Linked DNA regions of Homo sapiens: region 1 is linked to region 2. A link is a loop called in an ENCODE intact Hi-C map of the cell type or tissue named here. Cell type or tissue: mammary epithelial cell. All regions are shown on one strand. Each heading gives the region's core, and the rest is flanking DNA. Links, peaks and the distances in the headings are about the cores only. Region 1 overlaps VPS13A (vacuolar protein sorting 13 homolog A). Region 2 overlaps VPS13A (vacuolar protein sorting 13 homolog A).

Region 1 (13,041 bases), core at 1,998-9,997, 87 kb before region 2:
TGAAAAGACATGGAGGTAACTTCAGCATATATTACTAAGTGAAAGAAGCCAATCTGAAAAGGATATATATGATTCCAATTATGTGACATGCTGGTAAAACTATGGAGACACTAAAAGGATCACCAGTTGCCAGGGGTTAAGTGGGAGGGAGGGACAAATAGGTGGAGCACAGAGGATTTTTAGGGCAGTGAAACTACTCCACATGAGAAGGTAATGGTAGATGCATGTCATTATACATGTCCAAACAGAAGGTATAACAGCAACAGTGAACCTTAATGTAAATTGTGGACTCTTGGTAATTACGATGTGTCAGTGTAGGTTCATCAGTTGTAACAAATGTACCACTCTAGTGGAGGATGTTGATAATGAAAAAGGCTATGCAGGTGTGGGTACAAGGAGTATATGGGAAATCTCTGTACCTTCTGCTCAATTGTCCCATGATCTAAAACTGCTCTAAAAAATAGTCTATTTAAAAAATTTTATTTCCACCTCTGCTCATACATAATATTATTATGCTACAAAGGAGTTTAATAAAATGAAACTGGTGTCCTAATAATTGCCTCTACTATTCACAATTATCTTTCAAGGAAAAATCCAAAAAATGTAAATGAAGAAATATAAATACAACCCTCCTAATTACCTAACATAGGAAACAGAATAGTTTCTTAGGGATCATATATCCATTACGAACACAAAAGGTTTGCAGTAAGGAGAATACTGCCCTCTGCCCCCAACAAAGATACCTACGCTCTAATCCCCCGGAATCTGAGAATATGTTAACTCATATGGCAAAAGGGCCTTGGAAAATGGGATTAAGGTTAAGGTTAAAGGTATATTATCCTGAATTATAGAGGTGTGTCCAATCTAATCACTGGAGTTTTAAGAGTGGAAGCAAAACACAGAAGAGGAGGTTAGAGATATGGCAACATGAGGAGGATCTGATGCCTTATTGTGGTTAGCAGCTACGTGCAAAAAAGCAACTGAGGCCTAAGGGCAGCCATCCGCTAACAGGCAACAAGGAAACATAGACTTAAACCATGTGTAAATGAATTTTGTCAACACCTGACTGAACAATGAAATGGACCCTCCTCTAGAGCCTCCTAAAAGGAAGTCCTACTGACACCTTGAGTTTTGCCCAGTGAGACTTGTGTCAGACTTCTGTCATACAGAACTCTAAGATAATAAATTTGTGTTGTTTTTAAGCACTAAGTTTGTGGTAAATTGTTATAGCAACAATAGAAAACTAATTAAGTGTTCCAATACTCAGTTAAGTAGATTTAAAATTCAACCATTATCATCTGATTTTCCATAATGAATAAAATTATCTTCATTTTATCTCCGGTGTGCCCCCCACATTACCAACTATAAAAGTTAAAGATTAACTCAAAAAGGAATGGTTCTCTGAGAATATTTCAGCAAATGTACTGATTCAGAGCCTAAAGAATTGAAAACTCTCTAGCAGGTAGTCAAACAATGAAATTAATTTATTTATTTTAAAAAATAGAGATTCTTACCCAAGTATTCTGGGCATTTTAAGCAGAACTCTTTCAAAAAGGCATTTGCTTTCAAATCGTATGTTCTAATCTCAATTTCTGCACCCAATCCTAAAACAAGAATTTCTACCACAGATAGTTCACAATCTCCAACAAGGTGATAAAACTCGATCAAAACCTGGAGAAGAAAGAAAAAAGAAATTACCACTACATAAAACAAAAACATGTTTATGTGCATAGTGGTTACATGTGAATATATGAGGTATACATACAATTGATATATTATTATTTAAAATTTAGGAGAGATTTTATACCCACACAGACATACAATACACACACAACATAAATAATCGTTTTCACAAAAACATGTACTGAATAAATTTAAATCCTTCACTCTTGATTAAGGAAGTTAATCTTATTTAAAAAAAAAAGGGGGGGGCGGGGAGTGACCAAGAATCACACAGCAAGTCTGGAATTACTTTAATTAGGGTGAAAAAGATAGTGCTTCTTAACAATGAGACTATATAGTAAGCTGTAAATATAGAAACAGCAAACAAATTAAGCCATGTTAATTTTACCGTAGTACCTACCTTTGGTACTTCAAATCTTATTTTAAATGTAGTCATATTTACTGAACAATCCTGCTTTTGTAACTTTCTGGTTCGAATACTTTTAACTCCAGTTGGAAACTGAAGAGGTTCTTCCAAGGGACTACATGGTGCATCAAAAAATTCCTCCTCTGAATCTACATTTCACAGAACATTATTTAAGTCAATAATTAAAATGATCAATTTAACAGTATTTCAATAGAAATAAATATGAACACTAAAACACTAAGGCTCTCTTTTAAATATCAAATATTAACATGAGAACCGAAATAAACAGAAAATAATATAGACATTACTGTACTTTTTTATTGTCCATTTTAAACAAAGGGATACTCTACTTTTAAATAACATTCTTGGTTATAAAGAAGCATGGAACATTATTAAGATGTAATCTTTAGCTTAAGAAGCCCATCTTTTGAAATAGTCTATTTTAAAATTGCTTAAATTTTACAGGAAATGCCAATGCCGATGATTATACACACCATGAATACTCAAAGTAATATGTTAATATGCTCACTCTACCTGGATAGTGTAACAGGACTTAGGTATAAACTCTGCAATATTAGCAGCAGAGTCTGAATGAAGTAAACTGAGATCAAGCACTACTTTGTATACATATATATACACAAATATAGGTATATGTACATATACGTTGATATGTAATACACATCAGCATACACATATGCTGATATTAAAAAGGACTGAAAAAGCATTAGATAACTTAGTAAAACCATTAAAACTAGGTTTAAATGAAACAATCAGAAGTATATCCCTAATAAACTAAGACTGAAGTTAAAGTAGATGATCTCACAAACAACTTCTCTCTGGTGACTATAAATAAAGAAAAATTGTTCTCTAAGAAACCAAGAATCGACATGGCAGTTTCTGTTATTTAACATTTATCAATTTTTAAAGTCTTAAAAATATAGACATACACCTTTTCTAATACGGTCATTAAAAAGCACATATTTGGTATCAGAATAGTTATATATTTTTATATGTAAATGTAGATAATTATTGATGATTTTCCTTTAATAATTATATTTTTAAAAATGTTTTAAATATACTATAGCAAAATTTTCCAAATAACTAAAAAACACATTAGAAATTAAGACATCTGTGAAGTTTTGTGGTGTTTTTTAACTCACAGCCAAATAAAGATAATTAACTTATTAGTGGTCCCTGTCATTTTTTTTTTTTTTTTTTTTGATTCGGACTCTCGCTCTGTCACCAGGCTGGAGCACAGTGGCACGATCTCTGCTCACTGCAACCTCCGCCTCCTGGGTTCAGGCGATTCTCCTGCCTCAGCTTCCCGAGTCGCCGGGACTACAGGTGTGCAGCACCACTCCCAGCTAATTTTTGTACTTTTAGTAGAGGTGGGGTTTCACCATGTTGGCCAGAATGGTCTCGATCTCTTGACCTCATGATCCGCCCGCCTTGGCCTCCCAAAGTGCTGGGATTACAGGCATGAGCCACTGCGCCTGGCTGGTCCTTGTCATTTTCTGTTCAACTTTATACCAAAAAAATCCCATTGCAAAAGCAACTTTAAGGAATTGTGCTATTTAAAATAAATTTTAGTTAAAATTTCCTGAAAATATACAAATATCTGCTATTGCCTTAAATTTCTTATATGACTACAGAAGACCAAAATACGCCACTCGAAAACATGTCTTTTTGGCATAAGGATTACACTGAGTCAATTATTTTAAGAAACAGCAGACACAGGAAAAGCTCTGAAGACAGATCCTAAGTTTCCCTTTTCTAAGGGAAATTAACATTTATAAGAGAAATCTACCTTGTAAAGGTATCTTCCTTTCTGTACCAGGGAAGATGACTCTTACTCCCAAGACATTCTTATCAACGGAGAAAACACTGACATATCTGCGTAACAAACTTTACCCTTGTGTACCATACTTTTTCTGGTCGCCTTCCCATATACCTTGCCTCCCCAGCAACCCCTATCCCTGAAGCCCAAAACCTCTTTTCCTTTGTTTAAGCCCAAACTGGTATATAAACCCAAATTTTAATCACCACCTTGAGTTACTCATTCCTGAGCTTCTTGCATGTACCCATGAAATATGAATGCTAGTAAATCTGCTTGTTTTCTCATGTTAATCTGTCTTCCATTCATAGAGCCTCAGTCAAGAACCTAGATTTTAAAAGGAAAAGATATTTTCCTTCCTCTGTGTGGTCCTTTGAGAAAAATATGCCTCAAAACAGAAATTATTTTAATAAAATAAGAAAAATATCCTTAAGCAGTTTCATTTTACCATCTTCAGAAACAGATGGAAGTTCCAAGAGAGGAATTATTTTCTGTGAAATCTGTGATGTTCCCAAAGAAGTAGATGTTTGAATCTGAAAGAAAAGTAATTCAATGTTGATTAGCACAAAAATGTTTATTCACCGCTTATTCAAAAAATGTTTATTCAAAGTTCTACAACAGTTTTGACAAAAAGCTATCCAATTTGAATTAACTGAGAAGATAATCAGGTTTAAATTAGAAAAATACATTATAAAACGCAGATTTTAAAGAAGTAGTTTTACAATTTTAAGGCTAAATAAAAATTGTAGAACTGTTTTAATAATGTCCTTGATGACAGGCTTTGAGTAGAAACAGATCTTATATTTTAAGTCAACATAGTATTAAATCAGGACATCTGTGAGGAACACACAAGTCACAATACTTAAAGCCTCTAGAATTGAGGAACTTACTTTTATTTTTGATCTCTGAAAGGTATTTCAGGAAATTTACTTTTTTACAGTTTGGAGAAATACAGCATATATAAAAACAAATTTTGCAGTTTAAAAAAATAATAATAAAAGACACATCTGAATTTTCCAACCCAGCCAAGCAATAAAACATTACCACATCCTGACCTAGAAGCATCTTCTTATGTGTTCCTCCCGGATCTCATTCCTCCTTGTCACGTTCCCTACCTCTCATCATGATCTTGCTTTTATTTAGTTGTTTGTACTAAAGCACCTATGAATGATTATCTAAATAATGCATCGTTTACCCCTGCCTCTTTCCAAACTGTAGCATATATGACATACATTTTCCTGTGACTTCCTTTACAAAACAATGTTTAAATTTTAACCACACTGATAGTTAACTGAATTTTACTGTGATATTGTATTGCACTGATGAAGAAACCACTACTTATTTGTCCACTATACTGTTGGTGAGTATCTGTGTTGCTTATAGATTTTTGCTTTTGCTTGTAGCACTACTATAAACATCCTTGATATGCCCATAGGTGCTTGTGGATAAAACTTTCCCAAACAGTAAAATTATATATGTTCACCTTATTGAGCACTATCAAACCATTTTCAAAAGTGGTGATAAGACATTACACTAACACCAGCAGCACAGTTTCTATCTCTCCATATCCTCACAATGCTTAGGGTGTTCAAAGATTTCAAATTATATCAGTCTCATTGGCCATGTCATCCTAGTTTTAATTACAATTTCACAAATGCATAACGGTTACATATCATATCAAACACAAATAGCTTCCTTGGTTATTTGTGTTTGCCATTCTGTGAAATTCTGCTCATTTTGGAAGCAGCAGCAGCATTTTTTTTAAGCACATTATAATCTACTACACGAAGTACATAAACTCTAAAGTTCAATACATTTTCAGAAAGTAAACACACTCAACCTACCAACCACCCAGGTCCAGTATGAAACATTACAAGCAACTCATAAGCCTCCCTTAAGCTCCTTGCAATCATTAGGCATCCTCCCAAAAGTAACAACTATGTTACCTTAATTTCAACTTTTAATGTTTTGAAATTTTTGTATCTTACATTTATTAGTGAAACTGGGCTATTATTTTCCTCTTTTATAATGTAGTTGTTAGGTTTTAGAATACAAGTTTTGTTAAGTTCTTAAATGAATTGCCAAGTAATCCTGCGTTCTATTCCCTAAAATGCCCTGGAGTTTTGAGGGAAGCTCCCCCTACACTCAATCACTGCCCATCACTGCTACATGTATTAGTATTTTTTTTCCTGAGTAGTAGTCTACTGTATGAATATACTATTTTTCCTTATCCATTCACTTCTGGATAGACAATTGGGTTTTATGCAACTTTTTACTATTATGAATAACCCTACTGTGAGTATTCTAGTTCAAGTCTTTTGGTAGGCATGTGACTTCATTTCTCTTGGGTAAAAACCTAGGAGTAGAATTCCCAAGTCATATGGTAAGTATATACTTAACCTTATTTTTAAAAACTACCAAACTAAATTACAAAGGGTTATGCTATTTTCAAGTTTCACAAGTAACATATGAGAGTTTTAAATCCTTGTCATGGCAACACCTTGACATGGTATTGCCATTCTTCTTATTTTTAGCCATTCTAACCATTGTGTAGTAGTATTTCTATGTGGCTTTGATTTGCATTTTTCTGGTGAGTAATAAAGTCGAACATCTTTTCATGCTACCTGTTTAGTCATTTATTATTGAGCTGTTAGTCTTCTCATATATTCTAGATACAAGTCTGGACTTGTAAAAATATTTTTGCAACTATTTTTCCCAAGTGGATGGTTAGATGGTTTGCCTTTTCACCTTTTTTAACAATGTCTTCCAAACAGCAGAAAAATTTAATTTTTATAAAGTCCAATTTATTTATTTTTTTCTCCTGTTATATTTGCGCTTTTTATATCCTAAGGTATCTTTACCTACTGCAAGGATTCAAAATTTTAACCTACATTTTTTGTTCCAGAAATTACACTTGTGGACTTTATATTTAGGTCTATGCTTCAAGTTAAATTCCGCATATAAGATAAGGGTTGAAATTAATTTACTTTCCACATGGAAATCCGGTTGTTTCAGAACCATATGTTGAAAAGGTGATCCTTCCCCCACTTAGCTAGGCTGGCATCTTTGTAATAAATCAAACACATATTAACCACATATTGTACAATTTTTTTTTTGTTTTTGAGACAGATTCTCCTTCTGTCACCCAGGCTGGAGTGTAGTGGCACAATCTCGGCTCACTGCAACCTCCGCCTCCCAGGTTCAAGTGATTGTTGTGCCACAGCCTTCTGAGTAGCTGGGACTACAGGTGTGCACCACCACACCCAGCTAATTTTTATATTTTTAGTAGAGACGGGATTTCATCGTGTTGGCCAGGCTGGTCTTGAACTCCTGGCCTCAAGTGATTTGACCAGCTGCAATGAGAAATAAGACGATGCCTTCAACATTTTACTTAGAAATCTCCACAGCTAAATATCCAACTTCATCACTAGAACATAATTTAACCAAGATCTTTGCCACTTTATAACAAGGACCACATTCCCTTCAATGTCAAATAACATGTTCCTCATTTCCACTTGAGGTCTCAACAGAAACAGCTTGAACGTCCATATTTTATATCAATAATTTATTAAACGATAGAATCTAGGTTTTTTTCTAACATGTGCCTCAAAATTCTTCCAGTCTCTGCCCATTACCCAGTTCTAAAGCCACTTCAACATTTCTAAGTGCTTGTTAAGCAACAACTCACTGCTTGGTACCAAAACGTATATGAGATTGCCAGAGCTGCCATAACAAAATAGCATAGACTGGGTGACTTTAACAACAGAAATCTATGTTCTCACAGTTCTGGAGGCCACCTCTATCGTTAACTTGCAGATGACCTCCTTTCTGTGTCCTCACATGGGCTTTCCTCAGTGTGCATGCATCTCTGGTGTCTCTGTGAGACCAAATTTCCTTTTCTTATAAAGACACCAGTCAAACTGGATTAGCGCCCACCCTAGTGGTCTCATTTTAACTTAATCACTGCTGTAAAGAACCTATCTGTAAATACAGTCACAATGTGAAATAGCAGAATTAGGGTTCAATATATAAATTTTGAAGGGCACAATTCAGCCCATACACTATGTACAAATTTAACAACATATATTAGCAAACGGATGCTTAAGCTACAAATAACCAATTTTTAAAAACTTAAAAAGACCTAAGCAAATGGAGAGATATACCATGTTAATGAACTGAAAGACTCAATACTGCTAAAATGTTAATTCTCCCAAATTAATGATACAATTTCTATCCAAATCTCAGCCAGAATTTTTGTGGAAATTGATAAGTTGATTCTAAAAGGCAAAGGAATCAGTCGAAAACATTTTGGAAATACAAAAAGTTGGAGGACTAACCTTTCTGGATTTCAAGACATGAAGTTATAGTATAATTAAGACAGTATGATATCAACAAAAGGACAGAAACAGATGGAAATGATAGACACAGAAATCACTGGAAGAGTCTGAAATAGACTTACACATATATAGTCAACTCAATAGTAAAAGAATAGTCTTTTTAACAAACAAAATGGAAATAACTAAGTGCAGATGTAAAACTAGAAAGAGGATCCCATCACAAGCACCATATAGAAAAATTAAATGGATGAGAGACCTAAGTATAAAACCTAACTCTAAAAAATTTCTAGAAAAAAACATAGGGAAAAATCTTCTTGACCTTAAATTAGGCAAAAATTGCAGAGATGTGATACAAAAAGCTCAATATCTAGAGAAAATATTGCTAAAGTCAATTGTATCAAAATTAAACTTTTGCCCTCCAAAAGACAATTAAAGAAACAAAAAAACTCACCAACAGACTAGGAAAAGAATACAACAAAACACTAAAGTATTCAGGAGTAATGGGACATTAACTCACTTTCTTTTTTTTTTTTTTTGAGATGGAGTATCGCTCTGTCGCCCAGGCTGGAGTGCAGTGGCGCAATCTTGGCTCACTGCAACCTCCACCTCCAGAGTTCAAGTGATTCTCCTACCTCAGCCTCCTGAGCAGTTGGGATTACAGATGCCCACCACCATGCCTGGCTAATTTTTATATTTTTAGTACAGACGGGGTTCCACCATGTTGGCCAGGCTGGTCTCGAACTCCTAACCTCAAGTGATCTGCCTGCCTCGGGCTCCCTAAGTGCTGGGATTACAGATGTGAGCCACCACGCCCAGGTAGTAACATACTCTCTAACAGACTGGGGATAAAACTTCTCTACACTGGTGGCTGGCAAGATGGCTGAATATGAACAACTCCAACCTGCAGCTCCAGGCAATATCAATGCAGAAGGCCAGTGATTTCCGCATTTCCAACTGAGGTACCCGGCTCATCTCAGTGGGACTGGTTAGACAGTAGATGCAACCAACGGAGGGCGAGCTGAAGCAGAGTGGGGCTTTGCCTCACCCCGGAAGCACAAAGGGATCAGGGAACTCCCTCCCATAGCCAAAGGAAGCCCTGAAGGACTGTGCCATGAGGAACGGTGCACTCCAGCCCAGATACTACACTTTTCCCACAGTCTTCGCAACCGGCAGACCAGGAGATTCCCTCGGGTGCCTACACCAACAGGGCCCAGGGTTTCAAGAACAAAACTGGGCAACCATTTGGGCAAACATCAAGCTAGCTGAAGGAGCTTTCTTTCATACCCCAGTGGCACCTGGAATGCCAGCAAGATGAACCTTTCACTCCCTTGGAAAGGGGGCTGAAGCCAGTCTTGCTCAGCGGATCCCACTCCCATGGAGCCCAGCAAGCTAAGATCCACTGGCTTGAAATTCTTACTGCCAGCACAGCAGTCTGAAGTCAACCTGGGATGCTTGGTGGGGGGAGCGGGAATCACCACTGCTGAGGCTTGAAAAGGCAGCTTTTCCCTCACAGTGTAAACAAAGTTGCCTGGAAGTTCAAATTGGGCGGAGCCCACTGCAGCTCAGCAAAGCCACTGTAGCCAGACTGCCTCTCTAGACTCCTCCACTTTGGACAGGGCATCTCTGAAAGAAAGGTAGCAGCCCAGTCAGGGGCTTATAGATAAAACTCCCATCTCCCTGGGACGGAGCACCTGGGGGAAGGGGCGGCTGTGGGTGCAGCTTCAGCAGACTTAAACATTCCTGCTTGCTGGCTCTGAAGAGAGCAGTGGATCTCCCAGCAAAGCACTCAAACTCTGCTAAGAGACAGACTGCCTTCTCAAGTGGGGCCCTGACCCCCATGCCTCCTGACTGGGAGACACCTCCCAGCAGGGGTCGACAGACACCTCATACAGGAGAGCTCTGGCTGGCATCTGGCATGTGCCCCTCTGGGACGAAGCTTCCAGAGGAAGGAACAGGCAGCAATCTTTGCTGTTCTGCAGCCTCCGCTGGTGATACCCAGGGAAACAGGGTCTGCAGTGGACCTCCAACAAACTCCAGCAGACCTGCAGCAAAGGGGTCTGACTGTTAGAAGGAAAACTAACATACAGAAAGGAACAGCATGAACATCAACAAAAAGGACGTCCACACAGAAACCCCATCCGAAGGTCACCAACTTCAAAGACTCAAGGTAGATAAATCCACAAAGATTAGGGAAAAACCAGTGCAGAAAGGCTAAAATTCCAAAAACCAGAATGCCTCTTCTCCTCCAAAGGATCACAACTCCTTGCCAGCAAGGGAACAAAACTGGATGGAGAATGAGTTTGCAGAATTGACAGAAACAGGCTTCAGAAGGTGGGTAATAACAAACTCCTCTGAGCTAAAGCAGTATGTTCTAACCCAATGCAATGAACCTAAGAGTGTTGAAAAAAGGTTAGAGGAAATGCTAACTAGAATAACCAATTTAGAGAAGAACATAAATGACCTGATGGAGTGGGAAAACACAGCATGAGAACTTCGTGAAGCATATACAAGTATCAATAGCCAAATCGATCAAGCGGAAGAAAGGATATCAGAGATTGAAGATCAACTTAGTGAAATAAAGCATGAAGACAAGATTAGAGAAAAAAGAATGAAAACGAACAAACAAAGCTTCCAAGAAATATGGGACTATGTGCAAAGACCAAACCTACATTTGACTGGTGTACCTGAAAGTGACGGGGACAATAGAACCAAGTTGGAAAACACTCTTCAGGATATTATCCAGGAGAACTTCCCCAACCTAGCAAGATAGGCCAACATTCAAATTCAGGAAATACAGAGAACACTACTAAGACATTCCTCAATAAGAGCAACCCCAAGACACATAATCGTCAGATTCACCAAGGTTGAAATGAAAGAAAAAATGTTAAGGGCAGCCACAGAGAAACGTCAGGTTACCCACAAAGGGAAGACCATCAGACTAACAGCAGAGCTCTCTGCAGAAACCCTACAAGCCAGAAGAGAGTGGGCGCCAATATTCAACATTCTTAAAGAATAAAGCAAGTTCTTAAGAGACCTACAAAGAGACTTAGACTCCCACACAACAACAGCAGGAGACTTTAACACCCCACTGTCAATATTAGACAGATCAAGAAGACAGAAAACTAACAAGGATATTCAGAACTTGAACTCAGCTCTGGACCAAGTGGACCTAATAGACATCTACAGAACTCTCCACCCCCAAATCAACAGAATATACATTCTTCTCAGAACCACATCACATTTATTCTAAAATTGATCACATAATTGAAGGTAAAACAAGCTTCAGCAAATGCAAAAGAATGGCAGTCATAACAAACAGTCTCTCAGACCACAGTGCAATCCAGTTAGAACTCAGGATTAAGAAACTCACTCAAAACCGCACAACTACATGGAAACTGAACAACCTGCTCCTGAATGACTACTGGGTAAATAATGAAATTAAGGCAGAAGTAAGTTCTTTGAAACCAATGAGAACAAAGACACAACCAGAATCTCTGGGACACAGCTAAAGCAGTGTTTAGAGGAAAATTTATAGCACTAAAATCCCCACAGGAGAAAGCGGGAAAGATCTAAAATCAACACCCTAACATCACAATTAAAGAACCAGAGAAGCAAGAGCAAGAGGAAACAAATTCAAAAGGTAGCAGAAGACAAGAAATAACTAAGATCAGAGCAGAAATGAAGGAGATAGAGACACGAAAAACCCTTCAAAAATATCAGTGAATCCAGGTGCTGGTTTTTTGAAAAGATTAACAAAATACATAGACTGCTAGCCAGACTAATAAAGAAAAGAGAAGAATCAAACAGACACAATAAAAAATGCTAAAGAGGATATCACCACTGATTCCACAGAACTACAAACTACTATCAGAGAATACTATAAACACCTCTACACAAATAAACTACAAAAATCTAGAAGAAATGGATAAATTCCTGGACACATACACCCTCTCAAGACTAAATCAGGAAGAAGTCGAATCCCTGAATAGACCAATAACAAGTTCCGAAATTGAGGCAGTAATTAATAGCCTATCAACCAAAAAAAGCCCACGACCAGATAGATTCAAAGCCGAATTCTACCAGAGGCACAAAGAGGAGGTGGTACCAGTCCTTCTGAAACTATCCCAAACAATAGAAAAAGAGGGACTTCTCCCTAACTCATTTTATGAAGCCAGCCTCATCCTGCTACCAAAACATGGCAGAGACACACACAAAAAAGAGAATTTCAGGCTAATATCCCTGATGAACGTCAATGTGAAAATCCTCAATAAACTACTGGCAAACCAAATCCAGCAGCACATCAAAAAGCTTATCCATCACAATCAAGTTGGCTTCATCTCTGAGATGCAAGGCTGGTTCAACATATGCAAATCAATAAACGTAATCCATCACATAAACTGAACCAGTGACAAAAACCACACGATTACCTCAATAGATGCGGAAAAGGCCTTCGATAAAATTCAACACCCTTCATGCTAAAAACTCTCAATAAACTAGGTATTGATGGAATGTATCTCAAAATACTAACAGCTATTTATGACAAAGCAACAAACAATATCATACTGAATGGGCAAAAACTGGAAGCATTCCCTTTGAAAACTGGCACAAGACAAGAATGCCCTCTCTCACCACTCCTATTCAACATAGTATTGGAAGTTCTGGCCAGGGAAATCAGGCAAGAGAAAGAAATAAAGGGTATTCAAATAGGAAGAAAGGAAATCAAATCGTCTCTGTTTGCAGATGACATGACTGTATATTTAGAAAACCCCAATGCCTCAGCC
Region 2 (13,041 bases), core at 4,534-12,533:
AAATTCATAGAACCCCTGCAAGATACTATACAAGATGACCATCCCCAAGACACATAATCATCAGATTCTCCAAGGTCAATGTGAAAGAAAAAAATAATAAAGGGAGCTAGAGAGAAGGGGTAGGTCTACTACAAAGGGAATCCCATCAGGCTAGCACCAGACCTTTCAGCAGAAATCCTACAAGCCAGAAGAAATTGGGGGCCTAATTCAGCATCCTTAAAGAAAAGAAATTCCAACCAAGAATTTCATATCTAACCAAACTAAACTTCATAAGTGAATCAGAAATAAAATATTTTCAGACAAGTAAATGCTAAGGGAACTCATTACCACCAGACTTGCCTTTTAAGAGGTCCTTAAGGGAGTACTAACCATGGAAATGAAAGACCATTACCGGCTACCACAGAAACACACTTAAGTACAGAGACCACTAACTCTATAAAGCAACTATACAATCAAGTCTGCATACCAACCAGCTAACAACACGATAACAGGATGAAATCAGCACATAACAATATTCATCTTGAATGTAAACAGGCTAAACATCCCACTTCAAAGGCACAGAATGGCAATTCATATGAAGAACCAAGAACCAATTGTATGTTGTCTTTATGAGACCCATTTCATATGCAATGCCACCCATAGGCTCAAAGTAAAGGAATGGAGAAAGATCTATCAAGCAAGTAAAACAAAAAAGGGCAGGCATGGGTAACTTATTTCAGACAAAACAGACTTGAAACCAACAACAATCAAAAAGGACAAAGAAGGGCATTACAAAACAATAAAAGGTTGAATTCAACAAGAAGACTTAACTATCCTAAATACGTATATACCCAACACTGGAGCACCTAGATTCAAAAAAGAAGCTCTCAGAGACCTACAGAGACTTGCACAACCACACAATAATAGTGGGAGACTTCAAAAACCCACTGACAGTATTAGACAGACCTAAAGTCAACACTTCACCAAATGGACCTAACAGAGTTCTACAGAACACCTCACCCAACAAAAACAGAATATACGTTATTCTCATATGCACATGGCACGTATCTAAAACCAACCACATGCTCAACCATAAAGCAATTCTCAACAAATTAAAAATCCCACAATCATACCAACCATGTTCTCAAGATGACAGTGCAATAAAAATAGGTAACAATACCAAGAAGATCTCTCAAAACCATACAATTCCATGGAAATTAAACCACTCCTGAATGACTTTTGGGTAAACAACGAAATCTTAATTTCACTGAAATCCAGAAATTCTTTGGGCCAGGCACGGTGGCTCATGCCTGTAATCCCAGTACTTTGCAAGGCTTAGGTGGGGGGATCACTTGAGCCCAGGAGTTCAAGACCAGCCTGGCCAACATGGTGAAACATTGTCTTTACAAAAAATACAAAAAAAATTAGCCAGGTGTAGGAGTGCACACCTGCAGTCCCAGCTACTCAGGAGGCTGAGAGGTGGGAGGACTGCTTGAGCCTGGAAGGTGGAGGCTGCAGTGAGCCGTGTTCATGCCACTCCACTTCAGCCTCGGCAACAGGGCAAGAACCTGTCTCAAAAAAAAAAAAAAAAGAAGAAGAAAAAGAAAAGAAAAGAAAGGAATTATTTGAAACTAATGAAAACAAAGATACAATATACCAGAATCTCTGGGACATAGCTAATGTAGTCTTAAGAGGAAAGTTTATAGTGCTAAATGCCCACATCAAAATGTTAGAAAGATATAAAGTTAACAACTAACATCATGCCTAGAGGAACTAGAAAAATGAGCAAATCAACCCCAAAGCTAGCCACAGAAAAGAAATAACCAAAATTAGAGTTGAACTGAACAAAAAAAATACAAAAGATGGTTCCTTGAAAGAATAAATAAGATAGATTGCCAGCCAGACTAACAAAGAAAAAAAAAGAGAGAGAGGAGATCCAAATAAACACAATTAGAAATGGCAAAGGGGACATTACCACCGACCCAGAGAAATACAAAAAATCCTTAGAGGCTATTATGAACATCTCTATGCACACTAACTAGAAAATCTACAAGAAATGGATGAATTCCTGGAAACATACAACCTCCCAAGATTGAACCTGGAAGAAACTGAATACCTCAACAGAGCAATAATGAGTTCTGAAATTGTATAAAAAGTCTACCAACCAGAAAAAGCCCTGGACCAGATGGATTCATAACCAAATTCTACCGGACATATAAAGAAGAGCTGGTACCAATCCTATTGAAACTATTCCAAAAAATTGAGAAGGAGGGACTCCTCCCTAACTCATTTTATTTTATGAAGCCAGCATCATTCTGATAACAAAACCTGGCAGAGACATAACAAAAACAGGAAACTTCAGGCCTATATCCCTGATTAACATAAATGCAAAAATCTTCAACAAAATGGTAAACCAAATCCAGCAGCACATCTACCATGATCAAGTAGACTTTATTCCTGGTATGCAAAGTTGGTTCAATATACACAAATCAATAAGTGTGATTCATTACTAAACAGAACTAAAAACAAAAACCACATGATCATCTTTTCAGATTCAGGACTTTTGATAAAATTCAACATCCCTTCATGTTAAAAACCCTCAAAAGACTAAGCATCAAAGGAATATACCTGGAAATAATAAGAGCCATCTATGAAAAACCCACAGCTAACATCACACTGAATGAGCAAAATCTGGAAGTATTCCCCTTGAGAACCAGGACAACACAAGGATACCCACTTACTCCTATTCAACATAGTTCTGGAAGTCTTAGCCAGAGCAATCAGGAAAGAGAAAGAAATAAAAGACATCCAAATAGGAAGAGAGGAAGTCAAATCATCCCTGTTTGCAGACGGTATGATTCTATACCTAGAAAACTCCATAGTCTCTGCCCAAAGGTTCCTAGAACTAATAACTTCAACCAACTTTCAGGATACAAAATCAATGTACAAAAATCAGTAGTATTTCTATATACCAATAACATCCAAGCTGAGAGCCAAATCAAGAATTCAATCCCATTCACAATCGCCACAAAAAGAATAAAATGCCTAGGAATAGAGCTAATCAGAGAGGTAAAAGATCTCTACAATGAGAATTGCAAAACACTGCTCAAAGAAATCAGAGACAACACAAACAAATGGAAAAACATTCCATGCTCATAGACAGGAAGAATCAAAATTGTTAAAATGTCCATACTGCCCAAAGCAATCTACAGCTTCAATGCTATTCCTATCAAACTGCCAATGTTATTTCTCACAGAATTAGAAAAAACTATTTTAAAATTCATACTGGCCCAAAAAAGTAGCCTGAATAGCCAAAGCAACCCTAAACCAAAAGAATAAAGCCTGAGGCATCACACTACCTGACTTCAACCTATACTAAAAGGCTACAATAACCAAAACAACATGGCACTGATACAAAAACAGACATGTAGACCAATGGAACAGGTCAAGAGCCCAGAAATAAAGCCAGACACCTACAACCATCTGATTTTAACAAAACTGACAAGCAATGGGAAAAGGACTCCCTATTCAATAAATGGTGTGGAGATAACGGCCAGCCACATGCAGAAGACTGAAACTGGATCCTACCTTTCACCATATACAACAATCAACTCAAGATAGATTAAAGACTTAAATGTAAAACCTAAAACTATAAAAACCCTAGAAGAAAACTTAGGGAATACCATGCTGGACATAAGCCCTGACAAAGATTTCATGATGAAAATTCCAGAACTACAAAAAAAAAAAAAAAAAAGGCAAGTGGGACCTAATTAAACTAAAGAGCTCTTGCACAGCAAATGAAACTGTCCACAGAGTAAACAGACAATCTACAAAATGGGAGAAAACATTTGCAAGCTATACATCCAACAAAGATCTAATTATCCAGAATCGATAAGGAACTTAAACAAACAAGCAGAAAACTAACAACCCCATTTAAAAAATGGGCAATGGACATGAGCAGACACCTCTCAAAAGACACATGCGGCCAAGAAACATGGAAAAAAAAAACTCAACATCACTAATCATTAGAGGATTAATGATTAGTGAGATACGATCCTACACCAGTCAGAATGGCTATTATTAAAAAGTCAAAAATAACAGATGCTGGTGAGGCTGCAGAGAAAAGGGAACACTTACACACTGCTGGTGGGAATGTAAATTAGTTCAGCCACTTTGGAATGCAGTCTGGAGATTTAAGAACTAAGAACTACCAAAGAATTAAGAACTACCATTAGAACCAGCAATCCCATTACTGGGTATATACCCAAAGGACCATAAACTGTCCTACCATAAGGACACATGCATGCGTATGTGCATCACAGCACCACTTCACAATAGCAAAGACATGGAATCAACATAGATGTCTGTCAACAGTGGACTGGATAAAGAAAATGCAGTATATGTTCACCATGGACTACCACACAGCCATGAAAAGGAGCAAAATCATGCCCTTTGCAGCAACATGGATGCCACTGGAGAGCATTATCCTAAGCGAGTTATCACAGAAAAAGAAAACCAAATACTGCATATTCTCACAAGACGGAGTTAAAACTTGAGTACTGTGTTAGTCCATTGTTGTGTTGCTATAAAGAAATACCTGAGCCTGGGTAATTTACAAAGAAAAGAGGTTTAATTGGCTCATGGTTCTGCAAGCTGTACAGGAAGCATGGCACCAGCATCTATCTGCCCAGCTGCTGGGGAGGACGCAGGAAGCTTTCAATCATGGCAGAAGGCAAAAGCGGAGCCAGAACATCACATGGTCACAGCAGGAGCAAGAGGGGGAGTGCATAGGGAGGTGCCACACACTTAACCAGATCTTGCAAGAACTATTGCAAGGACAGCACCAAGCCATGAAAGATCCACCCCTATGACCCAACTGCCTCCCACCAGTCCCCACCTCCAACAATGGGGATTACAATTAAATATGAGACTTGGTGGGGACATGTATTCAAACTCTATCCAGTACACATGGACACAAAGAAGGAAACAACAAACACCAAGGCCTACTTGAGGGTGGAGGGTGTGGGGAGGGTGAGGATCAAAAAACTATCTATCGGGTACTATGCTCTCTACCTGGGTGACAAAATAATTTATACATCAAACCCCAGTGACACACAATTAACCCACACAACAAACCCACACATGTACCCCATGAACCTAAAATAAAAGTTAGCAGGGAAAAAAAGGAAGAAAAGGTAACACACAAAATGGGAAATATTTGCAAATCATATATCTGATAAGCAGCTAACATTGTGTGTGTGTGTGTGTGTGTGTGTGTATGTTTGTATGTAAACTCTTACAACTCAAAAAACAAACAACCTGATTAAAAGATGGACAAAGGACTTAAATAGATGTTTCTCCAATTAAGATATACAAATGGTCAATAAGCCCATGAAAAGATGTTCAACATTACTAATTAGAGAAATGTAAATGAAAACTACAAGATACCACCTCATATCCATTAGGATAACTACTATCAAAAAAAGAGAAAATAAATGTTGGTGAGGATGTGGAGAAATGGTGACCTTTGTACACTGTTGGTAGGAATGTAAAATGGTGCAGTCACTATAGAAAGTAGTATGATAATTCCTCAAAAAAATTGATAATGGAATTACTATATGATCCAGTAATTCTGCTTCTGGGTATGTAACCCAAAAATCTGACAGCACAGACTGAACTTCAAAGAAAAATATCCACATTCATAACACCATTATTCACAACAGCCAAAAGGTGGAAGCTGCCCAACTATTCATCAACAGATGAATGGAGAAACAAAATGCAGTATATACATACAATGGGATACTATTTAGCTTGAAAAATTATTGAAATGCTGACATTTCCTACAACACGGATGCACCTTGAGGACATTATGCCAAGTAAAAGAAACCAATAACAAATGGCAAATACTGTATAATTCCACTTATACTTCAAGTATTCGAATTTACAGACATCAAAAGTAGAATAACGGTTACTGGGGTCTGGGAAGACGGTGGAATGGGTAGTCATTGCTTAACGGGTAAGTGGTTCAGTTTTGCAAGATGAAGAATTCAGGAGATGAATAATGGTGAAGTCAGGAGATGAATGGTGGTGATGGTTGCACAATGTAAGTGTACTTAATGACATGAAGTGTACACTTAAAATGGTTAAGATAGGCCGGGTGTGGTGGGTCACACCTGTAATCCCAGCACTTTGGGAGGCCGAGGCGGGCAGATTACTAGGTCAAGAGATCAAGACCATTCTGGTCAACATAGTGAAACCCCATTTCTACTAAAAATACAAAAATTAGCTGGGCATGGTGGCATGCATCTGTAGTCCCAGCTACTTAGGAGGCTGAGGCAGGAGAATCGCTTGAACCCAGGAGGCAGAGGTTGCAGTAAGCAGAGACTGCGCCACTGCACTCCAGGCTGGGCAACACAGCAGGACTCCATCTCAAAAATTAAAAAAAACAAATAAATAAAGGAGTTCTTCAGAAAGAAGGAAAATGATTTAAACCAAAAACTCAGATTCACAGGAGCATTAGAGAATTAAGAGATGAAGGTAAATTAAGTCTTTTCTTCCTTATTCTTAAATTAATAGAAAAATGTCTAAAATACTAATAGCAGCAATGCATTGGATTATTACAGCTTATAGGTAAGTGAAATTAATGACAACAATGTTACAATGGGCAGAAGGGAGGAATCTGTATACTGTATTGTAAGATAGAGTATTACATATACTACCTCCATTTTCCATGAAGTAGTATAGTGGGATTTTTGTTTTTGTGTTTTTTGAGACAGAGTTTCGCACTGTCGCCCAGGCTAGAGTGAAGTGGCACAATCTCGGCTCACTGCCTCCCAGTTCAAGAGATTCTCATACCTCAGCCTCCTGAGTAGCTGAGACTACAGGCGCACATTACCATGCTCAGCAAATTTTTTGTATTTCTAGTAGAGATGGGGTTTCACCATGTTGACCAGGCAGGTCTCGTACTCTTAACCTTAAATGATCCGCCAGCCTCAGTCCCCCAAAATGCTGGAATTACAGGCGTGAGCCACTATACCTGACCTATAATGTTATTTGGACGTGGACTTGGACTAGTTTTAAGTGAACAGCACAAACTGTAATACAACCACTTAAATAAATTGTTTAAGAAGCATAATTGGTATGCTAAGACAGGAGAAAAAAATTAAATCATATCACATGATCAATTAAAACCAGAGAGGGCAAAAGAGGAGGGGAAGACTGTTTAAAAAGGAAACAAGTATAACAAAACAGAAAACAGCTATAAATATGATAAGACACTGTCAAAGGAAAATAAAGGTTTTTCTCTCTACTCTCATATTCGACACAGAACCCTTAGATAACCAGATATGTGAAGTTTTTCCCCCAATCCCTAAACAATTCTCCAACAGACACTAACTATAATTCAATTAAATAATGACACTATCTACCTAGAAAGGGTGTCATATCGAGCCGGGCGCAGTAGCTCACGCCTGTAATCCCAGCACTTTGGGAGGCCAAGGCAGGTGGATCACAAGGTCAAGAGATCAAGACCATCCTGGTCAACATGGTGAAACTCCGTCTCTACTAAAAATACAAAAAGTAGCCTGGTGTGGTGACAGGCGCCTGTAGTCCCAGCTACTCGGGAGGCTGAGGCAGGAGAATCACTTGAACCCGGGAGGCGGAGGTTGCAGTGAGCCAAAATTGCGCCACCGCACTCCAGCCTGGCGACAGAGCGAGACTCTGTCTCAAAAAAAAAAAAAGAGATAATGTCATATCCCACATGGTAAGGGCTCAGTTCCATAAGACTGCCCCTCACTTCAGATGTCAGTCACAAGTCGCAGGCTGTGATCTGTGCTTCTGATTGACCAGCTATAAATCAGGGTTCGCACCTGATTTTATTTGGTTTGATAATTTGCTGGGATAACTCACAAAACTCAGGGAAATACTTATATTTAACAGTTTATCATAAAGGATATTACAAAGGATACAGATAAAGAGATGGACAGAGCAAAGTAAGGTGGTGGGGAGCTTCCATGCCCTCCCTGTTGTGGACTTTGGTATCTGCACAGGTCTTGGAACTAAACCCCTGGAGATACTGAGTGCTAAACATACACGTCATGACCAAATGGGATTTATTCTAGGTATGCAAGGCTAGTTCAACATTCAAAGATCAATTAATGTAATGTATCACACCAACAGATTAAAAAAGAAAAAAATCCTGTGATAATAGTAATAGATGCAGAAAAAAACATTTGACAAAATCCAGCATTCTTTTGTTTTTGTTTTTTTGAGACGGAGTCTTGCTCTGTCACCTAGGCTGGAGTGCAGTAGCACGATCTCGGCTCACTGCAACCTCCGCCTCCCATGTTCAAGCGATTCTCGTGTCTCAGCCTCCCAAGTAGCTGGGACTACAGGTGCCCGCCACCACACCCAGCTAATTTTTGTATTTTTAGTAGAGACAGGGTCTCACCATGTTGGCCAGGCTGGGCTCGAACTCCTGGCCTCAACTGATCTGGCCACCTCAGCTTCCCAAAGTGCTAAAATTACAGGCATGAGCCATCATGCCTGGCTCCAACATTCTTGAAGGAAAAGAAAACACTCTCAGCAAAGCAGAATAGATGTGTATGTATGACAGAAAGAAAAAAATTAGAGTATTTGTTGCCTCTGAAGATGAGGGTAGGAATAAATTAGGAAAGGTCAGGAAAAAGACTTTCTGGGGTGATGGTCATGTTCTATATCTTGACTGGGTTTGAGTTACATGTGTGTATGTATTTGTCAAAACTCAGTCAATGTACACTTAAGATTTGTATATTTTCTTCTACATAAATTTTACCTCAAAAGGAAAAAAACTAAGCAAATATTGCACTCTAATGATACACATGCTGAAGTATTTAGGAGGAAATGAGCTCATCTCTACAACTTATTCTGAAATACATTTAATAATATGAATTGCTGCATGGATAGAGAGATGGACAGATGGACAGGTATGTGACAAAACATGTGTGGTTAAATATTAATGGTATTCCATTATATGGATATGCCAGTTTGTTTATCCATTCACCTGTTGGTGGATACTTGGACTGTTTCCCATTTGGGGCTATTAAAAATAAAGCTGCTATGCACATCTGTGTGCAAATCTTTGTATGAACATATGCTTTCATTTCTCTTGGGTAAACATGTAGAAGCACAATGGCTTGATAACATGGTTGATGTATGTTTAACTTTTTAAGAAATTGCCAAACTGTTTTCCCAAGTTGTTTAACATTTTACATCCCCAGGAGACATATTAACAGAGTTCCAGTTTTTGCACATCCTCACCACCACTTGCTATGGTCAGCAATAAAAAGGAATAAATTATTGATTGTACTACCACATGGATGAATCTCAAAATAATTATGCTGAAATAAGCCAGACTGAAAGAATACAAACTGTACAATCCCATTTATCCAAGTCTAGAAAACTCAAGCTAATATGCAGTAACAGAAAGCAAATCAGCAAAAACCTGGGGACAAGAAGGGTATAAGGGACAAGGAGGGTTAGAAGATACGGTTTACAAAAAGGCACAAGGAAACTTCTAGGTATGACAGATATGTTCATTATCATGTGATGATTGTTACCTGCATGCACATATATGCTAAAACTTATCAAATTGTAGACTTTAACGTGTATTTTACTGCATGTTAATTATACGTCAATAAAGCTGTTAATACATAATATTAATGACAGAATCTAGATAATGGGTATATGGAGAGGCACTGTAAAATCTCCTAACACTTTTTATAATAAAATGTTTCATAGTCTTTAAAGTTTTATTAAAGTATCTTAGAACATAAATATAAAAATAATACATAAGGAATTAGAATTGGTCATTAACACCAGACTGTAAGAATCATTTGTTTGGCTCCCTAGTGTATTCTGGGCACAGAAGAATGACTCCTTAAAAATCGAAAACTGTATCCTAACTGAATCTTCATCTTTTGTACTGCTTCTGGTATCATGGCGGTATCCAGCTAAGTGGCCACTAAACACATGATTCTATTATAAAGGGAAAACTGGGAGATTAACATTTCAAAAACAGAATACGTATGTTAGTTAATAGACAAGAAATCTGAACTTCTAATGTTACATAAAGATGTCAGGCATTATCAAAAAAAAATTACAAATTTGTCCAAGTATTGTGATTTCGGAGAAAACAAAATAGAGACAAAGGAGGCTAACTTAAGAAGGGGCTATGAAGTACAGGTACTTCCTGTGTTACAAATGATAATTCTATCACACAAGCCACTTTTACTACTGCTTTTGTCTATTTAAAATTCTAATACTTTTCCCCTTAATGTTCTCTTAAAATGTACCCAACTGTGCATCAAGTCCCCAGTGTCATTTGTTTAAAAAAATATTTTCATGTCCTACTCCAGATAAATAATTTATAATCTCTGGGGGCAGGTTCTGTATTCATAATAAGCACCTATGGCTGATTCTGATGCAGCCTAGCTCTTAAAGAAAATATGTGAAATGGCCGGACGCAGTGGCTCACACCTGTAATCCCAGCACTTTGGGAGGCCAAGGCAGGTGGATCACTTGAGGTCAGGCGTTCGAGACCAGCCTGGTTGACGTGGTGAAATGCCGTCCCTACTAAAAATACAAAAATTAGCCATGCATGATGGTGGGCACCTTTAATCCCAGCTACTCGGGAGGCTGAGGCAGGAGACTCACTTGAGGCCGTGAGACAGAGGTTGCAGTGAGCCGAGATCGCGTCACTGCACTCCCACCCGGGTGACAGAACGAGACTCCGTCTCAAAAAGAAAAGAAAAAGAAAAAGAAAATTGCTGGAGAAAGTTGGGAAGATAAATTTCAGATGAGTCTATGAAATATTACCACCTCTCTAACTAGATGATATATGGGAAGGGAGAATTATAAATAGAAGTGTATAAAAAGTATACCTTACCAACATCAAAATTTGCCAAGAGTCAGTCCTGGAATGAAGCTCAATTCCTTTTTCATCCCCTGTAAGACAGAGTCTTCTAGCAGTGAGTCTACTTACTGTATTGAACCCAGTACAGTAGCACTCTTCTGCTGCATTATAGTTAAACAGGTTTTTGGAAAAGTCCTCATTCATATATAAGAATGCTTCCATGGGAAAAATGCATTCTGATTTCCAAAGAATCCATCTCAGCAACAAATTTTCAGAGCACCATCCATTATTAGCAATGACTGAATACTAATTGATACTATTATAGTAACATGCTAATATTGAAATTTGCTGGATTATTTCAGAAGCCTAGCAAAAGCACACATTTACAACTACCAATAGGTCCTTCACGTTAGACCATAAAATATTATCTTAAAATTTTCCTATGCAGCATCCAGTTTCTTTTTTTTTTTTTTTTTTTTTGAGGCAGGGTCTCGCTCTGTTGGCCAGGCTAGAGGGCAATGGTGTGATCTCAGCTCACTGCAACCTATGCCTCCCAGCTTCAAGTGATTCTCCTGCCTCAGTCTCCTGAGTAGCTGGGATTACAGGCGAGCGCCACAGTACCCAGCTAATTTTTGTATCTTATTTTTTTCGTAGAGATGAGGTTTCACCACATTGGCCAGGCTGGTCTGAAGTGATCCACCCTCCCCAGTCTCCCAAAGTGCTGGGATTACAGGCATGAGCCACTATGCCTGGCCACCTAGTTTCTATTACAGAAATTTTCAAACAATGTTTTTAAAAAATCCTCCAAATTTATCAAATTACTACTTTTGAAATTCTCAAAGAATATTTTAAAAAAATACTCCAGCTATTATTTAAAGTTTCATTTATCAAAACATAACCAATTTCTATAAATAAAACACTGACATGTTATTTTATTTTATTTTGAGACAGAGTCTCGCTGTCTGTTGCCTAGGTTGGAATGCAGTGGCATGATCAGAGCTCACTGTAATCTCAAACTCCTATGCTCAAGCAATCTTCCCGCCTCAGCCTTCCAAAGTGCTGGGATTACAGGAATGAGCACCACACCTGGACAATGACTTGTTATTTTTTAAATTATTTGTTAAAGACTAAAGTTAGAGGGATCACATTACCTGATTTCTAGACTAACTACAAAGACACAGTTATCAAGACAGTGTAGTATTGGTGAAATGATAGACACACAGATTGAGACAGACTAAAGCCACACAATATTAAGTCTACTGATTTTTTTTTTACGAAATGCAAAGATAATTCAATAGAGAAAGGATCCTCTTTCTTAGCAAGTGGTGCTAAACAATTGGATATTTGCATCCACATGCAAACAAATGAACCTCAACCTTCAACACATATCACACACCTTATACAAAAAGAAATCCAAAACCTAAAACTACAAAACTTCCTTAAGAAAACACAGGAGAACATCTTTGACTTTGGGTTGGGAAAAGATTTCTTAGATATGAATACCAAAAGCCATGATTCATAAAAGAAATGTTTTATAAACTGGGCTTTTCCCAAAATCAAAAATGTATGCTCTGCAAAAGACAAAATGGGAAAAGACTGAGAAAGTATTTTCAAATTACATATCTGATGAAGAAATTGTATCCTTAATATTTAAAGAACTCTCAAAACTCAACCATAAGAAAACAAACACTCTGGAAAAAGAGTTTGGCTGTTCCTCAAAAGGTTACACAAAGTCAGCATATGACCCAGCAATTCCACTTCTAGGTATATATCCAAGAGAATTTAAAACATACATCCACAAAAAAACTTGTACATGAATGTTCAGTGGCATTATTCATAATATCCAAAAGGTGGATGTTTAGGAATAATCTAAACATCCAGCAACTGGTGAGTATAGATAAATAAATTGTGGTCTATGAATATAATGGAATATTATTCAACCCTAAGAGCAAATGAAATAGTCATACATCCTTCAACATGGAGGAACCTTGAAAATACATTAGGTTAAAGAAGCCAGAAACAAAAGGCCACATATCATATAATTCCATTTAAATGAAATGTCCAGAATTACCAAATCCATAAAGACAGAAAGATTAGTGGTTGCCAGAGGTGGAGTAGTGAGAAGGGAGGAAATTGGGAGTCACTCCTAATGGACATACGATTTAATTTTG

Evidence for each region. A loop is a pair of places that touch in the nucleus more often than their neighbours do. Peaks named below come from ENCODE experiments on the same cell type or tissue, not always from the same donor. Only the 100,000 strongest peaks of a DNase experiment are listed, where the experiment ranks them.
Region 1: a loop joins it to region 2, with 2.0 times the contacts of the local background. A loop is called at or near these places in 3 of 110 quality-filtered maps.

What each region holds. Positions count from the first base shown.
Region 1 is chr9:77,264,695-77,277,735 of GRCh38, reverse strand. It overlaps VPS13A (vacuolar protein sorting 13 homolog A), which reads right to left. Exons shown (of 72, transcript NM_033305.3): 24 at 4,372-4,456; 25 at 2,084-2,238; 26 at 1,515-1,671. Among named protein-coding and RNA genes, the nearest start is that of VPS13A-AS1, 93 kb to the right of the region's middle. RefSeq lists enhancers at 8,584-9,583, 9,584-10,584. In mammary epithelial cell, for the core only: no CTCF peak of the experiment used is centred there; a DNase peak (open chromatin) is centred at 6,545; H3K27ac peaks cover 915 bases.
Region 2 is chr9:77,179,825-77,192,865 of GRCh38, reverse strand. All of the region lies in intron 1 of VPS13A (vacuolar protein sorting 13 homolog A), which reads right to left. Among named protein-coding and RNA genes, the nearest start is that of VPS13A-AS1, 8.4 kb to the right of the region's middle. In mammary epithelial cell, for the core only: no CTCF peak of the experiment used is centred there; no DNase peak of the experiment used is centred there.